2 separate regions of the Homo sapiens genome follow, and region 2 is linked to region 1. A link is an interaction called in ENCODE POLR2A ChIA-PET data of the cell type or tissue named here. Cell type or tissue: PC-9. All regions are shown on one strand. Links, peaks and the distances in the headings refer to the core of each region. The heading gives the core; the rest is flanking DNA.

Region 1 (6,253 bases), core at 614-5,613:
TTTTTGTGTTGTTTTTGTGAGTCCCCCTCCTCCCCACCCACCACTAGAAGGTTTAGATACTTCATCTCTGCTACCATGGAACTACACTCAGTACCTTGGGGGGATCTGTCGCACCACTCATTGTGATGGCCTGTGCAGGCCCTAAGGAGAGCCACATTTGTTAAGCTCTGGGAGAATTGCTTTCTTCTATTTCCTACCCATGCCCCCCTGCCCCCCCCCCCCCCTTTTTTTTTTCTCTTGGCCAAGAGGTGGGTGATAGATTATAATATGTTATTCTAAAACTTCTTTTATTTGAATATTGGACTTCCTAAATCGTTTAAGTTTTTTGTCTTTTCATGAATTGTTGGCGTTCTTGGCTGTAGTTTCCTTTTTTCTCCTTTGTCCTTTATTTTGTTGTGTTACTAGAGTTTCCAGAGCAGTGGAGAATGCGTGGGGTTCAACCCACTAAGCATCTGGAAGGTTACATAATCTTTTCTATTTTCTTACTGGAGCTCCATGTCAGCCCAAATGTAGCCATGTATTGTACCTTTTATATCCAATGGATTTTGAGATTTATAAAACAGCATGTTAATCATTTAGTACAACCTTCCTGTCCAGAACAGGAACTCCTTCTGTTCCTATAGAAAATCATTCAGGCTTTGCCAGGGCGCCTCCAATTGAGGGGCCTCTCATGAAGCCACAGACCTCATCTTTAGCAAGTTTTGCTTCTATTGCTTGTAGATAATTTGCACTTTTTACTTACTGGTTCTTATTTCATCCTTGGGTACAGTACAAGACAGGTCTTCTCTTCTAAGCTTTTAAATATATTCAAAGGTAGTTACTTTATCCCTCCAGGTAGTGAGCCTTTCTGCTGTCCTGGCCATCTCTTTGGATGCCATGTGGTTGCCAGACTCTTTGTTTTCCTTCAGAACAGGATATGCTATTTCCTGGTGTGACGTGATGTGCTCAGGGCAGTCCACAGTGGGATTAATTTCTCCTCTGGTCCTAGACATTATTTATCTGTTACTATATTCTGGGATTTCTTTGCTTATTAGTTACATCGTAATATTAGAACTTTCTATTGGACTTATAATGAACTGAAATCTTTGGACTTTTTTGTTTCTTTTCTTCACTTCAGCAGTTTTCTTCTCCCTGGCATTCTTCCTATCTTGTTTTTCAGTTTTTGTCTGAAAAGGACTTTATATTCATTCATGTTAAATAAATTTTTCTTGTTTCGTTGTGTCAAACAGTGTGACTGCTGACTTACCCATTATTAGCTCTTCCTCTTAGCTTTGTGTTTTCTGTGCATTTTGACAAGCCTGTGGCATCCTGTGAATCCATGCCATCAGAGCCCCTGGCCACAAGAGCTGAGCTTGTCCAGAGCTCTTCAGGCTGAATGCCCAGTTGTCTTGTCTGGGAAGTGATTCTCCACCCTGTGCACAGAGGCACATGGTTCCTCTTCCTGAACTTGTCCTGAGAGCCATTGGATTGCAAGGCTGACCTGCCGTTGCTGCCTTCTACAAGCTGAGGCCACACACAGCTGGCTGGGCTGGGGTCATGCTCTTGATGACTGCTTCTTTGACTAGGAAAAGTGCACACTTTGGAGCTAGTCAGACCTGGGTTTGTGTCCCATTTCTGCTAGCATGTTTACTAGCTCTGGTCTTCAGTAGTAAGTCATTTGAACTCTCAGAATTTTAGTTTTTTTCCATCTGCAAAATGAGAACAAAACCTTGAAGGTATGAAGTATCTTGTATCTAAAAGCATGAAGCCCAGAGTCTGGCAGTATGGTAGGCACCTAATAATTGGTAGCTGCTGTTAAAAATTATGTTTCCACCTTTATATAAAGTTGCAGTGTCCAGACAGTTAATGTGATTGTGGAATAGCTAGGAGAGATTGAAGATTGTTTTTCATAAGGAGCTATAAAGACCATTCTCTGTTGAGCTTTTATTCCTGAGCAGTCTCAGTAGTCTATGAATCTACTTTAATTTTTCTTGCACGTTAGGTTGCATACTGTAAAACATTTACAAAAGAAAGAACTTCCTGAAGGTTAACAGTTTATTGCTGCTAGCCTGAAGCTGTTGAGATAGCCCTGAATACTTCAGGGTTATATACAGTCTGATCAAAGTTTGCTAGGGAAGGAAGATTGACGATAATAGCTAAAACTTTAAAAAAACGGGCTTTTGAAAGATTTTTTTGTGACTAAGTTGCCAATCTGTCTTTCATTATAGAATTTGATAGCTCTTAATCTGAAGACTGCTTCTTTTTGACCATTTGCCAAAAGCATCTCAGTGTGCTCCTGAATTTCTACTTGATTAGGAAAGGCCATTTTCTTTGGGTACCTTGTCTGTAAGATATTTGAATAATAAATGACCATTGTCACTTACCTCAAGTTGGGTGAGTTATAAATGGCACATAACTGGGTTTCACTTAATACAAACCACACTGACTTGGATTTTCCAAGCTTTGCCTTCACCACGTTAGTATAGAATTCCCTTTCTAGCCAAGCAGTTTCACCATTTTTCATTTGCTGAGGACCACCTCGTATCTCTTCAGTTTTGGAGACTTAGAAACTTTTTGTGTTGTTGCAAATAGCCATGCCAGTCATAACCATGTTTCCTACTCTCCTCCAGTTACCTGTTGCTTCCTTTCTGATGTTTGACTCATTTGTTCGCTCTTGGAATCCTGCCCAGTTTCAGAAATTCCAAGAATCTTGGATGCTTCAGATGGGAAACCTTTCTAGGGCCTATGAGAATTTACTGATTTTACTTTGACTTACATTTTTTTTTTTTTAAATTTTGAGACAGGGTCTTACTCTGTCAGCCAGGCTGGAGTGCAGTGGCGTGATCTCTGCTTCCCAGGCTCAAGTGATCCTCCCACCTCAGCCTCCTGAGTAGCTAGGACTACAGGTGTGCACCACCATGCCCGACTGATTTTTTGTACTTTCTGTGGTGGAGACAAGATCTCCCTTTGTTGCCTAGGCTGATCTTGAACTCCTGGACTAAAGTGATCCACCTACCACTGTCCCCTCCAAAGTGCTGAGATTACAGATGTGAGCCACTGGGCCTGGCTAACGTTGGCTTTTATCATACCATCTTACCTCTATTCACACACCCTCACCTCCAGCATGCACACGTGCATCTGGAACCAGCTGGGTGTTCCTTGCCTCTCCTCGGTTTCCTTCATCTCTTAAGAAGACAACTGGCAAAAACTCGACTACCATTGTGCCATCCTTATTACTTGCCTTTCCCCACACAACCCCTCAGTCTCACTTCAATGAAACTTGTTCGTAGTAGAAATAACCCATGCTTTGCATATACTTGGACTGAAGTTTTTGAAATTGTGGAAAATAGGCACAGAAATTCCTGTACATTCAAGGTTTCATAATGAGAATTTGTAGAGGAACACGTTACTGTAGTTGCTTTAATTTGAACTAGTTGACAAAAGTAAGGCTGGATTTTTTGGTTGGTGGTTGACTTTAAAAAAGTGAAGTGAATGATAAGGTTGTACATCTTGTCTTGCTGTTAGCATCTTAGCAGTGTATTTGGAGTTAGTACAGGGTGTATATATAGACATTTGCCTTCTGAGGGTTGTGTATTTCCCAGACAGCTTAGAATTCTAAAGGCAAGTATAAATTTGTATCATTTGACACCAAAGTACAGCTCCAGAATGAAGAAAAAGTGGAAATTAGACTTGGAGGAGGCAGAATGCTGGTGACATTGGAGAAGTAATGGTCATTTAGTGTGAAATCTTGTAGCGGATACCTTGGCTTTGAACGTAGAGGCCATTGCAAGGCATCATTTTCTGCTCCGGTGGGCCCCTCTTCATTAGGCTCACCCCTCTCCAATCTGTCTTTCACATTGTTGACAGTTAACGCATTCACACTCCAGATCTGCTCTTGCAGACTCCAGTGTCTGTCTTAGCACCGTGACCAGTCTCTACAGTGCCCCACCTCAGGCGTCTTACCTTCATCCCCTTCTTTCCTGTCCCATATTTAAGTCATATTCACACCTGGCCAGACCCAAAAGAGGTTTGTCCTCTTCCCTCTGTCCTTCACCTTTGTAGGAAATACGAACTCTGTTGAGAGTGTACTAACCACAGCATCAGTGTCATCTCCACGTCACTTCCAATGTCTGCTTTTGTTCAGAATTGTTCTATGTTATTAAAATACTTTGTTGAATCTCTGCTGTAGATATTTTAATGCATACTTTCCTCAGTTAAAACTCACTGGATCTGTCTGCTTCTGCAGCAAGCCTGCACAGTGCCGTGCATTCACACACAGCCCTTTGTGGTCTGGCCTTGTGTTGCCAACCTAATCCTACCACCTACCCAAAGGCTCCTCCTTCCTGTTGTCCTCAGGGCCTTCTCACTGCTGTGACTCCTGAAGCTACTGGGTCTTCCTGTCCACTGCTTTCAGGGAGGCGTCGCCTGGCCTGGAATATGTTATGCAGCTCCATTCATCACCTCCTAAATGCTCCCTGTATTTTGAGGCTCAACTTAGGCTTGATATATAATGAGGCATTTTTGGCCAGGTTGTCCTCCCTTGAGCTACCTTTCTGTGGAACAAGGTTGAAATGTATGCCTGCCTGTCTCTGTTTTCTCTGTTCTCAATTTTATTGTATTTTTCAAGGCTTTAGGGACCATCTGTCATATTACTCCTGTATTCCTTAGCATAATTCATATTAATACTTTAATACCTGTTGATTAATATAGCATATTAAATGGATTTGATTCCTTTATTCTCAAAGAAATGCTTGAAATATCAAAGCAGTTTCAAGTTGAAACTGGAAAAGATTCTGGAATACCTGGGTGGTAGAAAGCTGATTGCTTTTGACACCTTCTTTGGAAGAAGCAGTTGCAGAGATACGATAAAACTGGGTTTGAGTTTGTATTACCCTCTTCTCTAAAGAAATATATTGACTCTAGTAGGCACCTGATATTTGATTTAATTTGTGTGTGTGGGGGGGGGGGCTGCACCTTTATGAAATTGACACTTCACTAAGAATGGAGAAACAGCTACTGCGTGAACTTTCTGTGTTTTGTGGTCTTTTTCCTTAGAAGTTATTGAGAGCTGCTTTTAAAGACCAGCTGCTTTTACTCCTTTGTGTTCCATGTTTCTGCCCCTTCTTGTGAAAATTTCCCTGGGCATTGAGCTTTGCTGTCAGGGGGAAGAGTTTCTCATTAACTTACAACACTAAGAGATAACTTCCGTGGGAGTGACTCTGCTTTTTCCTGTTAATAGACACTTTCCTCCCTGGCCCCTTCTTAGTGGCATGCAGCTTTCAGCATGCCTGGAAGCAGTCACCAGACCCTCCTGGAGCCCATAGTTTCACATTTGGGTCTTGTCAGGCACTGTTCAACTAAGCTTCCTGCATGGGTGAATCCAAGCCTAGAAGGAAGTCCTCAGCCTCCAGGTGTCTGGACACTGCATCAGTAGATGAGCCAGTATGAACAGCCTTGCCTCAGCTTGGTGGTTGAGTACATCCTGTTCCCCAGCCTGCTTATAAACTCGGCCAGAGGTTCGGTGTAAACACGTCTGCCGCTTATGGAATAATCAAGGGATGCTGTGAGGTCTGTTTTCTAGAGGTTGAGTGAGAATTCTAGTTTTTTGTCCACATTAATCAAGTATCTTTGTTTCCCAACATTTTCGAGTGGCCTAGGCATTGTTCCTTCTTCTGAAAATATATTTTGAATTAGCTTATAAAATGAAATCAATTCTCAGAGATATGTACCTGTTTTTGGGTGTGTGTGTGTGTGTTTTTCCAGATGGAGTCTCACTCTGTCTCCCAGGCTGGAGTGCAGTGGCACAATCTCGGCTCACTGCAACCTCTGCCAACCGGGTTCAAGTGATTCTCCTGCCTCAACCTCCCAAGTAGCTGGGATTACAGGCGACTGCCATTGTGCCCGGCTAATTTTTGTATTTTTAGTAGAGATGGAGTTTCACCATCTTGGCCAGGCTGGTCTTGAACTCCTGACCTCATGATCCACCCACCTCAGCTGCCCAAAGTGCTGGGATTACAGGTGTGAGCCACCGCGCCCAGCCGGCATGCATCTGTTTTTAAATTTGGCTCCTTAAGTCTAAACCAGTGATGACCCACCTGTGCCTCTTGATGCAAGATCTAGCTCTTTGCATTATTTCAAGATGAAGGATTTGAAAACTTTCTTGTTATTGCTATAAATGTTTCTAGGTATTAGAGGCTACAAAACAGTTCTCGTTTTCTTGTGATCTACTTTTTTGAGTTGAAGAATATCTGCCCAAGTTGTTACATTTCAAGAA
Region 2 (5,000 bases), core at 1-5,000, 440 kb before region 1:
AACCCGGGAGGCGGAGCTTGCAGTGAGCAGAGATCGTGCCACTTCACTCCAGCCTGGGCGACAGAGCGAGACTCCGTCTCAAAAAAAAAAAATGTCATTTAAAACATCTTTAACACCCAAAACATTTATCTTCAAAGTATCTTTAAACGTCCAATACTACATGAGCTGCTGTGAGACAGATTTTAAAAAGTGATGAATCAGCTACAAAGAATAGCATGTCATCAATAGCAAAATAAATTGGAAATGCTATTTAAGAAACGAAATCATTATCAATTATGGATAATATAATATGAGCCAGGCATGGTGGCTCACATTGGTAACCTTAGCACTTTGGGAGGTTGAGGGGGGCGGATCATTTGAGGTCAGGAGTTCAAAACCATCCTGGCCAACATGGTGAAACCCAATCTCTACTAAAAATACAAAAAAATTAGCCGGGTCTGGTGGCAAGTGCCTGTAATCTCAGCTACTTGGAAGGCTGAGGCGGGAGAATCGCTTGAACCTGGGAGGCAGAGATTGTAGTGAGCCAAGATCACACCACTGCACTCCAGCCTGGGCAATAGAGTGAGACTTCATCTCACACACACACACAAAAAAATCATAATATAGAATAGAAATAGGTACTATGTTAAATATAATGGTGGCTGCTGAACTAAAATGATATATAAATAAGAGTACAGGTTTTTTATAGAAAAAAAATTGTGCCATCCATTTTTTAATAGAAAAAAAGAAAAATACACACAAAAAAAGAAAATTAAGAAACATGGATGACATTCTCTTCTTCCTACCACCCCTTCCTCACCAAAAAATAACTAAATGGATCATTCAGCTTACTGTCTCTTTTAAAGGCTTTACATAAAACGGTAGATTGATTGTGACCTTTTAAAAATGCTTTGAGACCTATAAATAAATAAGTAAGAATAATCCTGTCTGGGTGCAGTGGCTCACGCCTGTAATCCCAGCACGTTGGGAGGCCGAGGTGGGTGGATCACCTGAGGTTGGGAATTTGAGACCAGCCTGACCAACATGGTGAAACCCTGTCTCTACTTAAAATACAAAAATTAGTCAGGTATAGTGGCACATGCCTGTAATCCCAGCTACTCAGGGGACTGAGGCATAAGAATCGCTTGAACCTGAGAGGCAGAGGTTGCCGCGAGCTAAGATCACGCCATTGCACTCTAGCTTGGGCGACAGTGGGAGGCTGTCTCAAAAAAAAAAAAAAAAAAAAAAAAAAAATTCCTACTGTTAGCTAGACTCAGTTTCCTCAGTTTCTAGGATATGTAAATTTTGGTCTCGGAAAATAATCCATCTTTCTACTAATCTGGTATTATCTTCCTGAGCTGAGTACTGAAACAACTCCCAGGTCATCGTATTCACCCTGAGAATAGGAGGATATGGTGCATCATTCGGATTCAATTCAGTAGCTGTGATGCCCATTTGGTCTTGGAGTGGCATGAACTTCTTTACTGTGTAGCCTGTGGCTTCGGAGACCCTTAATACCCACCCTGGTTATCTCACCACACTCAACCCTCTAGGAGAGAAATAATTTTTAATACAGGGGTGGCATCTGTTATAATCCCTGGCCTGCCAAGTCCCTGTTGATGATGAAGCTATGTTCCATCTCAGGAGAGGTGGGGCAGGAAAAAGCATGAGAACCATGACTCTATAGAATGTGTTCAATTCTATAGAATTGAAAGAGTTATGTGACTCTTTCAATTAACATTTTGCAGTATATTTTCTTGGCAATATGTTTTCTTCTCAGAGTTATCATGGACCCTAACCTTACTTCTTCCTGATTTCTATGAAAAAAAATGAAATCATCCCGTATTTCTTGCTTTTATGGTTTCTTACAGCATTCTTTCTCGAACTCCTGACCTCAGTGATCCAACTCGCCTCAGCCTCCCAAAGTGCTGGGATTACAGGTGTGAGCCACTATGCCCGGCCACTTTTAGCACTTTCTGAAAACATTTTACAGAACACATTAAAATGTGAGATCTCAATGCAATGATTTAAAGTATAGCTTATGTGATTATTTAATAAGCACATATGAATTACAAGAATTTAAACAGATAAGTGATTTCTAACATTTTATGGTAGTCTCTAGAGTGTCTTCAATTATCCCAAGGACCAGCCTAAAACACCTTGATCTTTTTGGACATTAATAATTTCAAAATTGGATGACTTGATGAATATCCGTAGGAAACTAGAACTTCTAAAACACTTTAGGCAACACAAGCCAGCAGAAAGACAGGTGAGTGGAAGCCCAGGTTTTAAAAAGGCCTATTTCAGGACCTTCTCAAAATCTATGTCTGATCTAGGGCAACCTGCTGACCCAACACTCCTCAGACTTCCAAGACTAAATAAAATACCCTCCCTCTAAGTATCCCAAAGGTTGACTTGCAAGCAACACTTTTACGGGAAGTGTGCCTTCACTACATCAAGTCAGCACTGCAGAGCTCCCTAAGGTCTCAGGTACCCAGCTAAGACATATGAAAGTATACTGACTGGTAAGGACAAAGAAGAAGGTTTGTTTCTAATTCTGACCAAAATATCAAAATATATATGGTGTCTCCTTAATGCTGGAAGTGATATGAAGGAAGAACTTGATTACTTCAATTAAGTTATCAAGTTGAGGCCCATAAATTTCTAAAATTCCTAAATGTTTGTCATTTTCTACTGAGGAAACAGAAGAAAGGAATCTGATTTGCTTTGGACAAAAAAAATAAGTGATATATTTATTACACAACATTCTGAAATCTTAATCACTGTACCTCTTTAAGCACAGCACAAACTGTAGCTGGTGCTACTTAACAAGCATTACAACTTTCTTTTTTAAAAGCAATTCTTGAATCCAAGAACTAAAAGAAAGAAATTAAAGCTGTAGAGAATGCTCCAACTTCAGAGGTCTCATACTATACCGTGAATCGTGTCTGTCACCTGGAAACCAGAGTGCTCCAGGCACGATCGCATGGACAAGCCTGCAGCAGAGAACACATGCACATACAGCTAAAGTGGTACATTACCCCCAACGCCCTTCACTCCACCCAACATAAAGACATTCCTTCCCAAAGAGGGGTGGGCTGCGGTCAAACCATCGTTCCATGGACCAGAAATCCGCATTGGCTTCATGCTATAAATCCCAAACATTTAATACCAGCAAGACAAAGACACTCTGAATATGTAAAAATTAGACATAGTAGTCTGTGGTTTATTTGGTTATCAAAAGAAGGCACCAAAGCAGGTATGGAAGGACTATTGGTAGTAATTTGGCAACTATCTTGGGAGAGTATCAGCTAAAGAAATATTAGGTTAGACCAAATGGGAACGCACAACACTAGAAAAATGTTTTACTTCTGAGAAGGAAGTTTTGACTGCCTTAGGAACACAGAATTAAACCATACTCAAAAGTATAAGGGAATTTTTTTAAAGCAGAGTGAACAGAACAACTTAAATTCCTAATGATCCTAACACAATGAGGAAAACAGTGGCAATTCATAGAATTCAGTTACCAGGGACATGACTCCTTCAAGGAGTACCAGCAATGCTGGTCTTTGCATGGTGTGACCTTAGTAACATAAAGAAATAGGTTTTAGCAGCTGATTTCTCAGTAGCTGGTAGTTTAATATTAACTATTTATGAGTTATTCCATATTTTATTGTGGCTTAATTTTTAATTAAACTGGGGCTAAGAGAAAATAGGGAGGAAGACATTTGTTTTCTAGATTTAAAAAGGACAGTGTCTCAAATTTGACTCTTTTAAGTTGCTAATACATATCTGCGTTGTGCCTTGATGCCTTTATTATGGTTAGTACTCAAACAAGCACTAATATTAGCCTTCTATTACTCAAAAAACAAACAAAAACAATTTTCCAGACAACATTCAAGAGAGATCTTTGATGTGTATTATAAACGTTCATGCCTGTGAGACCGCTCATAACGGTGAGGCCAAATCTCTCCACTCATGCACAGAAGGAAGTGGCTTAACACAGAGTCACTGTTCTGACAGAGGAAGGGACAAAGCAATCCTCTGAGACTTCCGCCAACTGGCACAGGTTACATTGAATGAACAATACGTACTGACATTTGTGTCTTCCACAATTCATGATAAATAAGCAAACTGGTTATTTGTAATCAGCCAAACTTGCTTCTCTGAAAAGGCTGCTACTGGACGTTGCAGAGCTCATGTTCCTTCCCAGTATCAGAAAGGAAAAAAATCAAGTTACATTTATAGCTAATTTTATACATTTACGCTCTCTTCTAGCAATTCTATCTCTTTCCACAATGCAAAGGCTGAACTATTACTTCTCAAAACTTCTATTAAATTATCCTCCTTTAGTTCAGGGTAGTTTTACAGTTGAGTTTGGTTTTCATAATCTATGTAGCTAATGAAAATAATCTCATTTCCATTAAAATTAAAGACAGTCTATGTAAAACAGACGCTAAATTATACTCACATGCATTAAGATCAGACCAATATTTTTATGTTTAATAATTTCCTACAAATAATATTGTATAGTTGTGTGTGTCTTATCTTGTTCATATTTTCAAAAGGACCCATTCTTGACCTTGCCAAACACAGGAATTTTCATAAGCACCCTAAAACTAACACAAATACTAAACAAAAACTCCAGGATACAGTCAGGAAGTTTGTTTCCGTCTCATCTTAGATAGAAATAGGGGCTAGAAGAGACAGATGTTTGTGGGACAGAAGCTGTGGAGCTGAACCCAATCAGAAAGTTTTACCTTGGCTTTCTGGCACTTAACCCTTAGAGAACTGTACCAAAGAGCAGTCATTTCAGTGTCACTATGGAAATAAAGGAAATCAGACATCTTATAATGCCAAGATGAAGAAAAATGAGAAAGTTGAGAATCATCTAGTTATTTTAAACCAAGTCACCTGTAAATCATTTGCTGATCAAAGAACGTGTAAAATGTTACCACCTCTGATTCTCACAGAGGTAAAATGTTCAAAAGCTAAAAACAAGGAAGAGAAATGGAAAGAAG

What was found. ChIA-PET counts read pairs that join two places held together with the same protein. Peaks named below come from ENCODE experiments on the same cell type or tissue, not always from the same donor. Only the 100,000 strongest peaks of a DNase experiment are listed, where the experiment ranks them.
Region 2: POLR2A ChIA-PET joins it to region 1 with 16 read pairs; 1 of 35 experiments calls an interaction of 5 or more read pairs at or near these places.

Annotation. Positions count from the first base shown.
Region 1 is chr11:68,523,498-68,529,750 of GRCh38, forward strand. All of the region lies in intron 2 of PPP6R3 (protein phosphatase 6 regulatory subunit 3), which reads left to right. Among named protein-coding and RNA genes, the nearest start is that of PPP6R3, 66 kb to the left of the region's middle. In PC-9, for the core only: no CTCF peak of the experiment used is centred there; a DNase peak (open chromatin) is centred at 2,644.
Region 2 is chr11:68,086,906-68,091,905 of GRCh38, forward strand. The region is part of intron 2 of CHKA (choline kinase alpha); the gene reads right to left. Among named protein-coding and RNA genes, the nearest start is that of CHKA, 32 kb to the right of the region's middle. In PC-9, for the core only: no CTCF peak of the experiment used is centred there; no DNase peak of the experiment used is centred there; H3K27ac peaks cover 1,788 bases.